Linked DNA regions of Homo sapiens: region 1 is linked to region 2. A link is an interaction called in ENCODE POLR2A ChIA-PET data of the cell type or tissue named here. Cell type or tissue: PC-9. All regions are shown on one strand. Links, peaks and the distances in the headings refer to the core of each region. The heading gives the core; the rest is flanking DNA.

Evidence for each region. Peaks named below come from ENCODE experiments on the same cell type or tissue, not always from the same donor. Only the 100,000 strongest peaks of a DNase experiment are listed, where the experiment ranks them.
Region 1: POLR2A ChIA-PET joins it to region 2 with 8 read pairs; 4 of 35 experiments call an interaction of 5 or more read pairs at or near these places.

The regions. Positions count from the first base shown.
Region 1 is chr17:75,076,047-75,081,539 of GRCh38, forward strand. It overlaps the pseudogene TRIM80P. Among named protein-coding and RNA genes, the nearest start is that of SLC16A5, 9.2 kb to the right of the region's middle. RefSeq lists enhancers at 2,300-2,529, 2,387-3,586. In PC-9, for the core only: no CTCF peak of the experiment used is centred there; DNase peaks (open chromatin) are centred at 2,955 and 3,765; H3K4me3 peaks cover 1,341 bases; H3K27ac peaks cover 3,279 bases.
Region 2 is chr17:75,529,341-75,534,833 of GRCh38, forward strand. The region is part of intron 1 of LLGL2 (LLGL scribble cell polarity complex component 2); the gene reads left to right. Among named protein-coding and RNA genes, the nearest start is that of LLGL2, 6.4 kb to the left of the region's middle. In PC-9, for the core only: no CTCF peak of the experiment used is centred there; a DNase peak (open chromatin) is centred at 2,591; H3K27ac peaks cover 2,684 bases.

The sequences.
Region 1 (5,493 bases), core at 382-5,381, 450 kb before region 2:
GGAGTTGCCCAAACCCTGTGCTTGGGAACTCCAGCTTCCTTTAAGCTGCCATCACACCCTGGGCAGACATCTAGGGCAACTGCTCACTTTGTCCCCTGTGCACAATGGGAAGCATTTGGCAATGGCTTTTACTAAGCAGTTCAAGGCACAACAAAAATCCTCCCATCATTTTCTGAAAATCCCCTTTGCCTAATGCACACTAGGCCACAGTGGCCAAGCCCTTGGCAAAGCCCTGACCTCTGATGTCCAAATAGCTAGGAGGAGGGAAAGGAGATGCCCAGGTTTGGAAAGGGGAAGCTTCTGCTCCACCGGCCCATGGTTCTGGAGGCCTCTGGGCCTGTGGCATCGGCCTAGGTCCTGGCTAACAGGTGGTACCTCTGGCCCCTCCCTGCATCCAGGGGTTCCTCCGACTGAAGCAGTTCTCAGCCTGCATGGAACCCCTGATGGGCATCAACTGTGAGGAAACGCAGAGCTTCCCCCAGCTGCCAGAGACCCTGGCTGAGCTCTGGATGCGGCTGCTGGACATGGGCCTCAGCTTCTTTAACCAGCTCTCAAAGTTCTGGGATTACAGGATTACAGGCGTGAGCCACCGCGCCTGGCCTTTTTTTTTTTTTTTTTTTTTTGAGACAGACTCTCGCTCTGTCTCCCAGGCTGGAGTGGAATGGCGCCATCTCGGCTCACTGCAACCTCCCCCTCCTGGGTACAAGTGATTCTCCTGCCTCAGCCTCCCGAGTAGCTGGGACTACAGGTGCCTGCCACCATGTCTTGCCAATTTTTTTGTATTTTTATTAGAGATGGAGTTTCACCATGTTGGTCAGGCTGGTCTTGAATTCATGACCTCAAGTGATCCGTCCGCCTTGGCCTCCCAAAGTGCTGGGATTACAGGCGTGAGCCACCTCGCTGGGCCCCCACTCAGTCTTGTGTGCCTGAACAAATACAAAGGGAGACGATGTTAGGGTCTGATGGCGGGGGAGGAGGGCGACCTGGGGCAGCACCCACTCACCCTCCAGGCTGTGTCTGAGCAGCGGGCTGAGTTTGGGGACAGGAGCGTGGGTGGAAGCATCCCCTGACTTGTATGCAAATGCCTTGCAAGCCAGCGTCCTGCCCTGGAGGCTGCTGACCCTGCTTCCCCACCTCCACCCGCCAGGTTACTGCAACCTGAACTTTGACCCCGCCACCGCCGGCGACGAGCTGTTCCAGCTCTAGGAGACCCGCTGGGTGCTGAACCTGGGGATCCTCCTGGAGCCCCTGACAGGGGGCGGCCCCTTCCCGGGCTTCAAGCAGTGACCGCAGATGCTGTGCTCGCGCGGCCTGTCCGAGGGCCGCCACTAGGACGGGAGGTGGAGGTGTCCAACTCGTGGGTGTGCCTGGGCGTCACCTACCCCCGCAGCTCCCCGCTCGGCGGCCGCCCGAGCCGCAGCGTGGTCTACCTGCTGGGCCGCAACCCCTTCTCGTGGTGCCTGGAGTGGGACGACAACGCGCAGACCGTGCTGCACGGCGCCTACCACCGCACGCTGGGCGTGGCGCTCGACTGCGACGCCGGCGGCTTGTCCTTCTACGGCCTGGCGGGTGGCGCCAGCCTCTTCTACCGCTTCCTGGCAGCCTTCCTCGAGCCGCTCTACCCCGCGGTCATGGTCAGCAGCGGCGCCTCGGCCACGCTCAAGCGGCGCCCGGAGCCCGCGCCGCCCGTGACAGCACCCCATAAATAAACCTGGACTTATCTAAGCGCTGGCTGGCGCGCCAGGACGGTTCCCGGCCCTGCGCCATCCCACCTCCCAAAACGCAGGCGACCCTTTCTCGCCACAGCCACAGGAGGGCTCTAATCCGGCTAGAGTTCCCCCAGGCACTGGGGACAGTCCCGTGGCCTTGTGGGTGGGGGATTCCTGACTGCGGTGCACAGCCCACTCCCAAACCCCATCCCAGCAGCGTCCTCTGGCCTTGGTTCTCCAGGCTGGTCTTGGCCGCTTGGCACTGGGGCCTGTGCCAAAGGCCTTGTCGTCTGAGAGGGGGCAAGGTTTGGGCCAGGTGGTCAGACTGAGAGGTGGCGCCAGCTGGATTGGGGTACGGGTGGGCTGTCTGAGTGGCTTCATTGTCGCCTGAGAGGTTAAACTGGAGGAGCCCAGGCCTACCTCAGATCCAAAAATGTTGGGCTGGGGACCCAAGCCCAGGCAGGGGTGGGGCTGCTGCCCAGAGCAGAGCTGCTCACTCAGCTGGTGTTTTACAGCCCAGAGGGGGTGTGACACTATCGCGGGTGAGTAAACCTTAAACCCCCTCCACCCTGCTGAGTGCTGCTGAAAGCTGCTCCCCCATCCCCAGCCATCACCAACCCACTCAGCTCCCAGAAGGTAGCACTGCTCACAGCAGAGGGGCTACGTCCATATCCAGGCCTCTGCCATGCGACCAGAGGCTGAATCCAGGCCGAGACCCTGCCAGGGGACCCTGGCCAGGCCATGACTGAGAACTCAGCTCCTCTGTCTGGGGAAGCGGAAGATTTGGGTGCACCATGGAGCCACCTCCACATTTCCAGCCTCAACCAGCCACTTGTTCCTGTGGCTTCTCAAGCAAGGGTTCTCAGCGAGGTTAATGATTGGCTCTGAAGAGGAACTGATACAAATCACTGAAGAAAAAAATCCCAAGGGCAACGAATTCCAGAACCAGCCCACGCGGTGCCCCAGGGGTGTTCCTGAATTCCGTCTCCACCTGGCCTGTTCCGGGAAAAATTAGTGACCCGGTTTTTCCTTCAAGGTGGTCATTTTGGAGCCAGGAGGGCACAGGGGGAGCAGAGTGTTCTCTGAAGGTTGGTGGGGGCGGGGGGGCTCCTCTGAGGAAGCCCTGGCTACAGCCTCGTGGTAGCCTTTCTCCCTGGAGCCTTCGCTCAGCTCTGAGCCCAGTGACTCATTCCCCACAGGCTGCTGCCCCTGTGAAGTAAGGAATGAGCTCGAATTCTTTGCCCCTTATTAAAAGACCTTTTACCCAAAATCCACATCTTGCCTCCCCACCCCACAGTCTTCCTCCTGGCACCAGTGGCCACAGGCTTCTGCAGAGGAGCGCTCAGGTCAGGAAATGCTGAAAAGGTGAGTGCATGACCCAAGTGGGTAGCAGCAGCCGCATACATCTCAGAGTCTTCCCACATCACGGGGCTGGCAAGGACAGGGGCTTCCTCGCCAAGTCCTCCCCGCTCTGAAAGACACTTGGTGGCAGGATGGTGCGTGACACCCTCAGGCACACATCCAAATGTCCCGGGGATGATACTTGCTCTCAAACAGCTGTTCCTTATTTGGGGGAGTCCTGGGCCCCCATAGGTCCGCAATGGTGGTCCTGAGGGTCCTGAAACTCTTTTCAGTATTTCCACGAGCCAGATGGCAAGCAGGCCTGTGCTTTCAAGGAGGCAGGTTAGCAAACCGAATGTCAGGGTGTCTGGTCTCTGCCTGGCCTGTTCCTGGAGAAATTAGTGACCCAGGTTTCAGCCTGTGCTTCATGGGGGAAAACATCACAGGGCGGGCAGGCGTGGTGGCGCATGCCTCTAATCTCAGCATTTTGGGAAGCTGAAGCAAGAGGATCACTTGAGCCTAGGAGTTCCAGACCAGCCTGGGCAATTAGCTGGGTGTGGTCACACATCTGTGACCAGGCCAGGCTGGTCTTGAACTCCTGACCTCGTGATCCACCCGCCTCGGCCTCCCAAAGTGCTGGGATTACAGGTGTAAGCCACCGCACCCGGCCGGAAATGTTTTTCAAATAATCCTTGGAGGCAGATTTGTTTACAGCCTGTTTGGATTTAGCCTGAGTGCTAAAGCAGGACCGGAAGAGTGAGTGGGTGGCATTCAGGGACAGTCCCTGCCCTGGGCCCCACAGTGGGGGAAAAGGGAGGGGCAGGGTCCACTGATGTGGGTTATTCATGAGCACTGGCTGAACTTGCTGCCCCCAAAGAGCCCTTCTGTGATTTTTTTTTTTTTTTTTAAGCAGGTTCTCCCTCTGTCACCCAGGCTGGAGTGCAGTGGCATGATTACAGCTCACTGCAGTCTCAACCTCCTGGGCTCAAGCGATCCTCCCGCCTCAGCCTCCTGAGTAGCTGGGACCACAGGTGCAGGTCACCATGCCAGGCTAATTTTTCATTTGTTGTAGAGATGGGGTATCACTATGTTACCCAGGCTGGTCTACACTTTCTGACTATAAAAGTAATTCTGCATTTATGTAATGTACTTCCATAGTGCCTACAATGTGCCAGCCACCGTTCATAGCAAATAGAATGTTAATAAGTATGAACTTGCCAGGCAAGGTGGTTCACGCCTATAATCCCAGCACTTTGGGAGGCCAAGGCGGGCAGATCACCTGAGGTCAGGAGTTCAAGACCACCCTGGCCAACATGGTGAAACCATATCCCTACTAAAAATACAAAAATTACCCGGGCATGGTGGTGTGCGCCTGTAATTCCAGCTACTTGGGAGGCTGAGGTAGGAGAATCACTTGAACCCAGGAGGTGGAGGTTGCAGTGAGCCAAGATCACACCACTGTACTCCAGCCTGGGGACAGAGGGAGACTCCAGCTCAAAAAAAAAAAAAAAAAAAAAGTACGAACTCATTCAATTCTCATAACCCTACAAATATGTATCATTAATTATCCCCATTTGTATGGTTGAGGAAACTGAGGGATGAGAGGATAAAGGACTTGCCCGAGGTCATGAAGGTATGCAAGTTAGGAAGCCAGGATTCAAACCCAGGCAGTCTGCTTTTTTAATCACTGTACTACACCACTTCTCTTATAATGCATACATTGTAGAAAATCTACACAACATAGAAACACATAAAATAAAACCTGCTGGGCATGGTGGCTCATGCCTGTGACCCCAGCACTTTGGGAGGCCGAGGCAAGTGGATCACTTGACGCCAGGAGTTCAAGACCATCCTGGCCAACATGGCAAAACCCCATCTCTACTAAAAATACAAAAAATTAGCTGGGTGTGGTGGCGTGCACCTGTAGTCCCAGCTACTCAGGAGGCTGAGGCAGGAGAATGGCGTCAACCCAGAAGGCAGAGGTTGCAGTGAGCAGAGATTACATCACTGCACTCCAGCTTGCGCAACAGAGTGAGACTCCCATCTCAAAAAAGAAAAAAAAAACACTCATAATCCTACCCCCAAAAGATAGCCTCTCCTGCAGTATTTCCTTCCAGTCTATAATAGACAGAGCAATGTAACAGCTGCAAATGTAGGAAGCTAGAAGACAGAGTAACAGGTCATATGGTACTTTTTTTTTTTTAAAGAGATGAAGTCTCACTATGTTGCCTAGGCTGGTCTCGAACTCCTGAGCTCAAGTGATCCACCTCAGCCTCCCTAAGTACTAGGATTACAGGCATGAGCCACCATACCCAGCCTGAGCCACCACACCATATGGTACATTTTCACCAGTATCCATACTGTGCATATTTTCCCAAATTACTGTCAAAATAGAAAAAGGGCTTGTTTATTTTAATCATGAGACAAAAACGGGCTTGTTCAC
Region 2 (5,493 bases), core at 244-5,243:
CAGGCACCACCAGGCCCAGCTAATTTTTGTATTTTTGTATTTTTTGTAGAGACAGGGTTTCATCATGTTGGCCAGGCTGGTCTTGAACTCCTGACTTCAAGTGATCTGCCTGCCTCAGCCTCTCAAAGTGCTGGGATTACAGGCATGAGCCACTGCACCCGGCCCCTGCCAGTCCTTTTATCTTCATCCTTCATCCTTCTATCCTTCATCTCTTTAAAAACAAAAAATAAAAAAAAATTAGGCCGGGCTCTGTGTCTCACGCCTGTAATCCCAGCACTTTGGGAGACCGAGGCAGACGGATCATGAGGTCAGGAGATCGAGACCATCCTGGCCAAGATGGTGAAACCCCATCTCTACTAAAAATACAAAAATTAGCTGGGCGTGGTGGTGCGTGCCTGTAATCCCAGCTACTCAGGAGGCTGAGGCAGGAGAATCGCTGGAACCCAGGAGGCGGAGGTTGCAGTGAGCCGAGATCGCGCCACTGCACTCCAGCCTGGTGACAGAGCAAGACTCCGTCTCAAACTAATAATAATAATAATTTTTAAAAAAAGATTTTTAGTGTCTTTCTAGGCTTCAGGTGTAGTTTTGACTCGTTCTTTGCCGAGTCCTTGCTGTGTGACCCTAGTGTGGTCACTGACCCGTGCTGAGCTTTGTTTTCACAGATGAGAAGATGAGAAAGGTCACTAGCACGTGTGGCCTGCCACACAGCAGGCACCCAGTGAGGGTGGACTCAACTTCCATGAAGCATAAGAGGCATCCGTCTGTCCCAGGCCTTTGGGTGGGCACTTGGGCCTTTTGGAAGTGCCTGATGGGTTTAGGGAATTTGTCTTCTCTGGAAATCAGCTGACGGCTCATGAATTTGTGATATTTTAAAGTCTCTGGCTGGGCATTTTGGCTCATGCCTGTAATCCCAGTGCTTTGGGAGGTGGAGGAGGGAGGATTGCTTGAACCCAGGAGTTCAAGACCAGCCTGGGCAACAGTGAGATCGCGTCTCTACAAAAATTTTTTTAAAAAATTAGCTGGGCATCAGCCAGGCGCGGTGTCTCACGCCTGTAATTCCAGCACTTTGGGAGGCCGAGGCAGGCGGATCACGAGGTCAGGAGATCGAGACCATCCTGGCTAGCACAGTGAAAACATGTCTCTACTAAAAATACAAAAAATTAGCTGGGCATGGTGGTGGGCACCTGTAGTCCCAGCTGCTCGGGAGGCTGAGGCAGGAGAATGGTGTGAACCCGGGAGGCAGAGCTGGCAGTGAGCCGAGATCGCGCCACTGCACTCCAGCCTGGGCGACAGAGCGAGACTCCATTTCAAAAAAAAAAAAAAAAATTAGCTGGGCATCGTGGTGTGCACCTGTTGTCCCAATTACATGGGATCGTAGGAGGATCGCTTGAGCCCAAGAGTTTGAGGCTGCAGTGAACTATGATGGCGCCACTGCACTCCAGCCTGGGTGACAGAGTGAGACTCTAACTCAAAAAGAGAAAAAAAGTCTCTAGGGGTCAGAAGTTTTTCAGCGAGGACCTTTTTCAGGAATTGAGGGCAGCAGTGGAGGGCGCGGCTTCTCCTAAATGGACCTTGCATTCCAGTGGCCCTTGATGCTTCCCTTGCTCCTTGGGAGGGCCAAGAGTGAGAGCCGGTTGCCTGGGAGTCTTTCCTGTGGTGGGGATGTCGGAGAGTGCAGGATTAAACCTGCTGTGAGTTCTGCCCCAGCTGAGGAGTGCTTGCTGGGTACACCCTCCTCACCCTGCTGGGTGGCAGGGCAGAGAGCACAGGCCTGTGCTGCTCTGTTGGCATTAGGAGACTTTCTAGGAATGCCATTGTGCCCCCTTTCAACCTTGCTTGGGGAGAGGATGTCCTCTCCTGCCAGGACTTCCTGGCCCCGGGACCCTCCCTTTGGAAGACGAAGTGCTGCCTGGGACCAGGTGGCCCATGAGCCCCTGCCCGCACTGTGGGAGATCTGCGCATCTCTGGCAAGAGCCTCCAGGAGCCATCTAAGGAGTTTAGTTTCCCCGGGGAGCTATTCGGCCTTCCTGGTCTTTCCAGATGAGTCAAAAGCAGCTGTTGAGACCTCTGAGTTGGGGGCCAGAATGGAGGCCCAAGAGACCAATGTTCTTTCTCCTGGGCCGGCTGCTTTGAGCAGCACTGGCAGCCTGGACTCATTTGTCCTCAATCCTCAACTCTGAGAGGCCCTCTTATCTGTCTTAGGTGATATCGTTCTCAGGGTTCCTCCTGGGGCGAGGCACGCCAGGTCTGCTTGGCAACGCTGTTTTCCTCTGTCAGGAGCAGTTTGCAGAGAGAAAACTGGGGACAGGGCAGGAGACGGGCGTCCCCCAGCGGGGCCACCAGCACTGTTTGCCCTCCCCAGCCCTGGCTCCCTAGGAATTCCAAGGAGACCCTCGCTCACTGTGCCCGTGGCCATGGCTTTGCTCAGGTCCCTTTGGGGTGGCCTTCCCCACAGCCCTGCCTCTCAGAGGAAACTGGCTTTGAATACTCACCCCTCTCTTCTTCCCAGGAACCACAGCGAATTCTTGAGCTAGGAGAGGCTGCTCTGGGCGTGGGGACGAGGAGGCTGCAAGGCACCTGACTCTACCCTTCAGGAATTCGGCAGAGACTGGAGCCTTCTCTCGAGACACCTGACTTAGTGTTCCCAGAGTTTGATGAGAGGGACATCTGGGCACAGGACCATATGACTGTAATAAATTATATATATGTATATATACACACACACACACACACACACTTTTTTTTTTTTTTTTTTTTTGAGACGGAGTCTTACTCTGTGGCCCAGGTTGGAGTGCAATGGCATGATTTCGGCTCACTGCAGTCTCCCCAGGTTCAAGTGATTCTCCCACCTCAGCCTCCCCAGTAGCTGGGATTACAGGTAGCTCCCCAGTAGCTGCTACCATGCCCAGCTAATTTTTTGTTTGTTTTGAGACGGAGACTTGCTCTGTTGCCCAGGCTGGAGTACAGTGGCGCGATCTCAGCCCACTGCAAGCTCCGCCTCCTGGGTTCACACCATTCTCCTGACTCAGGCTCCCGAGTAGCTGGGATTACAGGCGCCCGCCACCACGCCCAGCTAATTTTTTTCTTTGTTTTTTTGTTTTGAGTCTGAGTCTCGCTCTGTCGCCCAGGCAGCAGTGCAGTGGCATGATCTTGGCTCACTGCAACCTCTGCCTCCCGGGTTCAAGCAATTCTCCTGCCTCGGCCTCCTGAGTAGCTGGGATTACAGGTATGCGCCACCACACCTGGCTAATTTTTGTATTTTTAGTAGCGGGGGGGTTTCCACCATGTTGGTCAGGCTGGTCTCTAACTCCTGACCTCATGTGATCCACCTGCCTCGGCCTCCCAAAGTGCTGGGATTACAGGCATGAGCCGCTGCGCCCAGCCCTCTAGTAAATAATATTAACATTTAATATAATTCTGGAATTCTCTGGGGGTCCTGGAGCTTTGGTTAAAGGCAGGGTCCACAAGGGTATTCCGAACAGGATGCCAGGCATGACGTCCACAGGGCCCTGGCCTTGGCCGGAGACTTGAGGACAGGGTAAGGAAGTTCCCTGAGAACCCTGTGGGGTCCTACCTCAGTGTTTCGTGGGGTCAGTGATTGGCAGATACCTTTTCTAGTTAATCCCTAGTCAGTCTTAACTGTTCGTTCATTCATTCAAGTACTTTTTTTTTCTTTTTTTGAGGAGTCTTGCTCTGTCGCCCAGGCTGGAGTGCAGTGGCGCGATCTCGGCTCACTGCAAGCTCTGCCTCCCGGGTTCACGCCATTCTCCTGCCTCAGCCTCCCGAGTAGCTGGGACTACAGGCTCCCGCCACCACGCCCGGCTAATTGTTTGTATTTTTAGTAGAGACAAGGTTTCACCGTGTTAGCCAGGATGGTCTTGATCTCCTGACCTCGTGATCTGCCCGCCTCAGCCTCCCAAAATGCTGGGATTACAGGCGTGAGCCACCGCACCTGGCCCTTTTTTTTTTTTTTTTTTTTTTTGAGATGGAGTCTCACTCTGTCACCCTGGCTGGAGTGCAGTGGCACGATCTCGGCTCACTGCAAGCTCCGCCTCCCAGGTTCACACCATTCTCCTGCCTCAGCCTCCTGAGTAGCTGGGACTACAGGCGCCCGCCATGATGCCCAGCTAATTTTTTGTATTTTTAGTAGAGACAGGGTTTCATCATGTTGGCCAGGATGGTCTCGATCTCCTGACCTCATGATCTGCCCGCCTCGGCCTCCCAAAGTGCTGGGATTGCAGGCATGAGCCACCGCGCCCAGCCCGTTCAAGTATTTTCTGATGCCTCTTGTGTGGTTCTAGATGTTGGATGTGATCCTTAAACAAAGCAAAGATGTCTGCCGTCGTTGAAAGTTGTTTCTAAAAGGTGAGAAGCCTGACTGACAGAAAGTAAAAGTAACTAATAAATTGTGTTAAAAGGTGATACGGGCTATAGGGTAAAAAGAACTAGAGCAACAATTGGGAACCCGCATGGTAGGGGGCAGGTTACAACTTTTAACAGGTGGTTAGAGTGGGCCTCTGCCAGAAGGTGACATTTGAGCAAAGCTTTGAAGGAAGTGAGGGAGCTGTTTAAATAAAATTCCAGTCCCTCCCATGAGGCACCTGGATGAGGCCAGCACAATCCCCACCTCCTGGAGCTGACATCTGGAAGCTTCTTGGGACAGCTGTTCCAGTTTTAGGGCAGGTAGGAGGCCCTAGAAAGGGGCCTGATTGGATGGGCTGGATGGCCTGCCCACGCCAGCCCCAGGCAGGTGGTCCATCTTCTCCCCAGAATGGTTTTGCTTTTCCTTGGACTTGGCTTTCTGCCAGTCACTTCCCTGGAGAGAGAGTCTGGTGTTGGATTATGAAAGGGGGCTAAGGCCCCCAGAATGGGGGTGCGTTCCCACCTTCCACCCCATCCTCACAGGCCCAGGAGGGGCAACAGAAAGGAAACTTCAGGAGGAGTCTAGGCATGGCGGGAGGATCCTCTTGGGGTTGTGGGATGGTTGTGATTCCATAGGATAGATGGTGGGGGGAATGGAGGCTGACCCCAAATGGGGCCCATCCAGCCTGCGAGCAGGCAGCCCCTTTGTCCTGGGAGAGAGGCCTGACCTGAGCGGAGGATTCTGCAGTCAGATTGGAATGCAAATTGGGGCTTGGATTTTTTTTTTTCTTTTTTTGAGAAAAGGTCTCGCTCTGTCACCCAGGCTGGAGCACAGTGGTGCCATCATAGCTCACTGCAGCCTCAACCTCCTGGGCTCAAGTGATCTTCCCACCTCAGCCTCCTGAGTAGCTGGGACTACAAGTGTATGCCACCATGGCTGGCTAATTTTTAAGTTTTTTGCTGAGACAAGGTCTCCCTAAGTTGCCCAGGCTGGTCTCGAACTCCTAGGTTCAGTGGATTCTCCTGCCTCGACCTCCCAAAGTGCTGGGATTACAGGCATAAGCCACTGAGCTTGGCAAAGGACTTGGACTCTTGACTGTTTGAGCTTGGGGCCACTCTGAATCGATCACT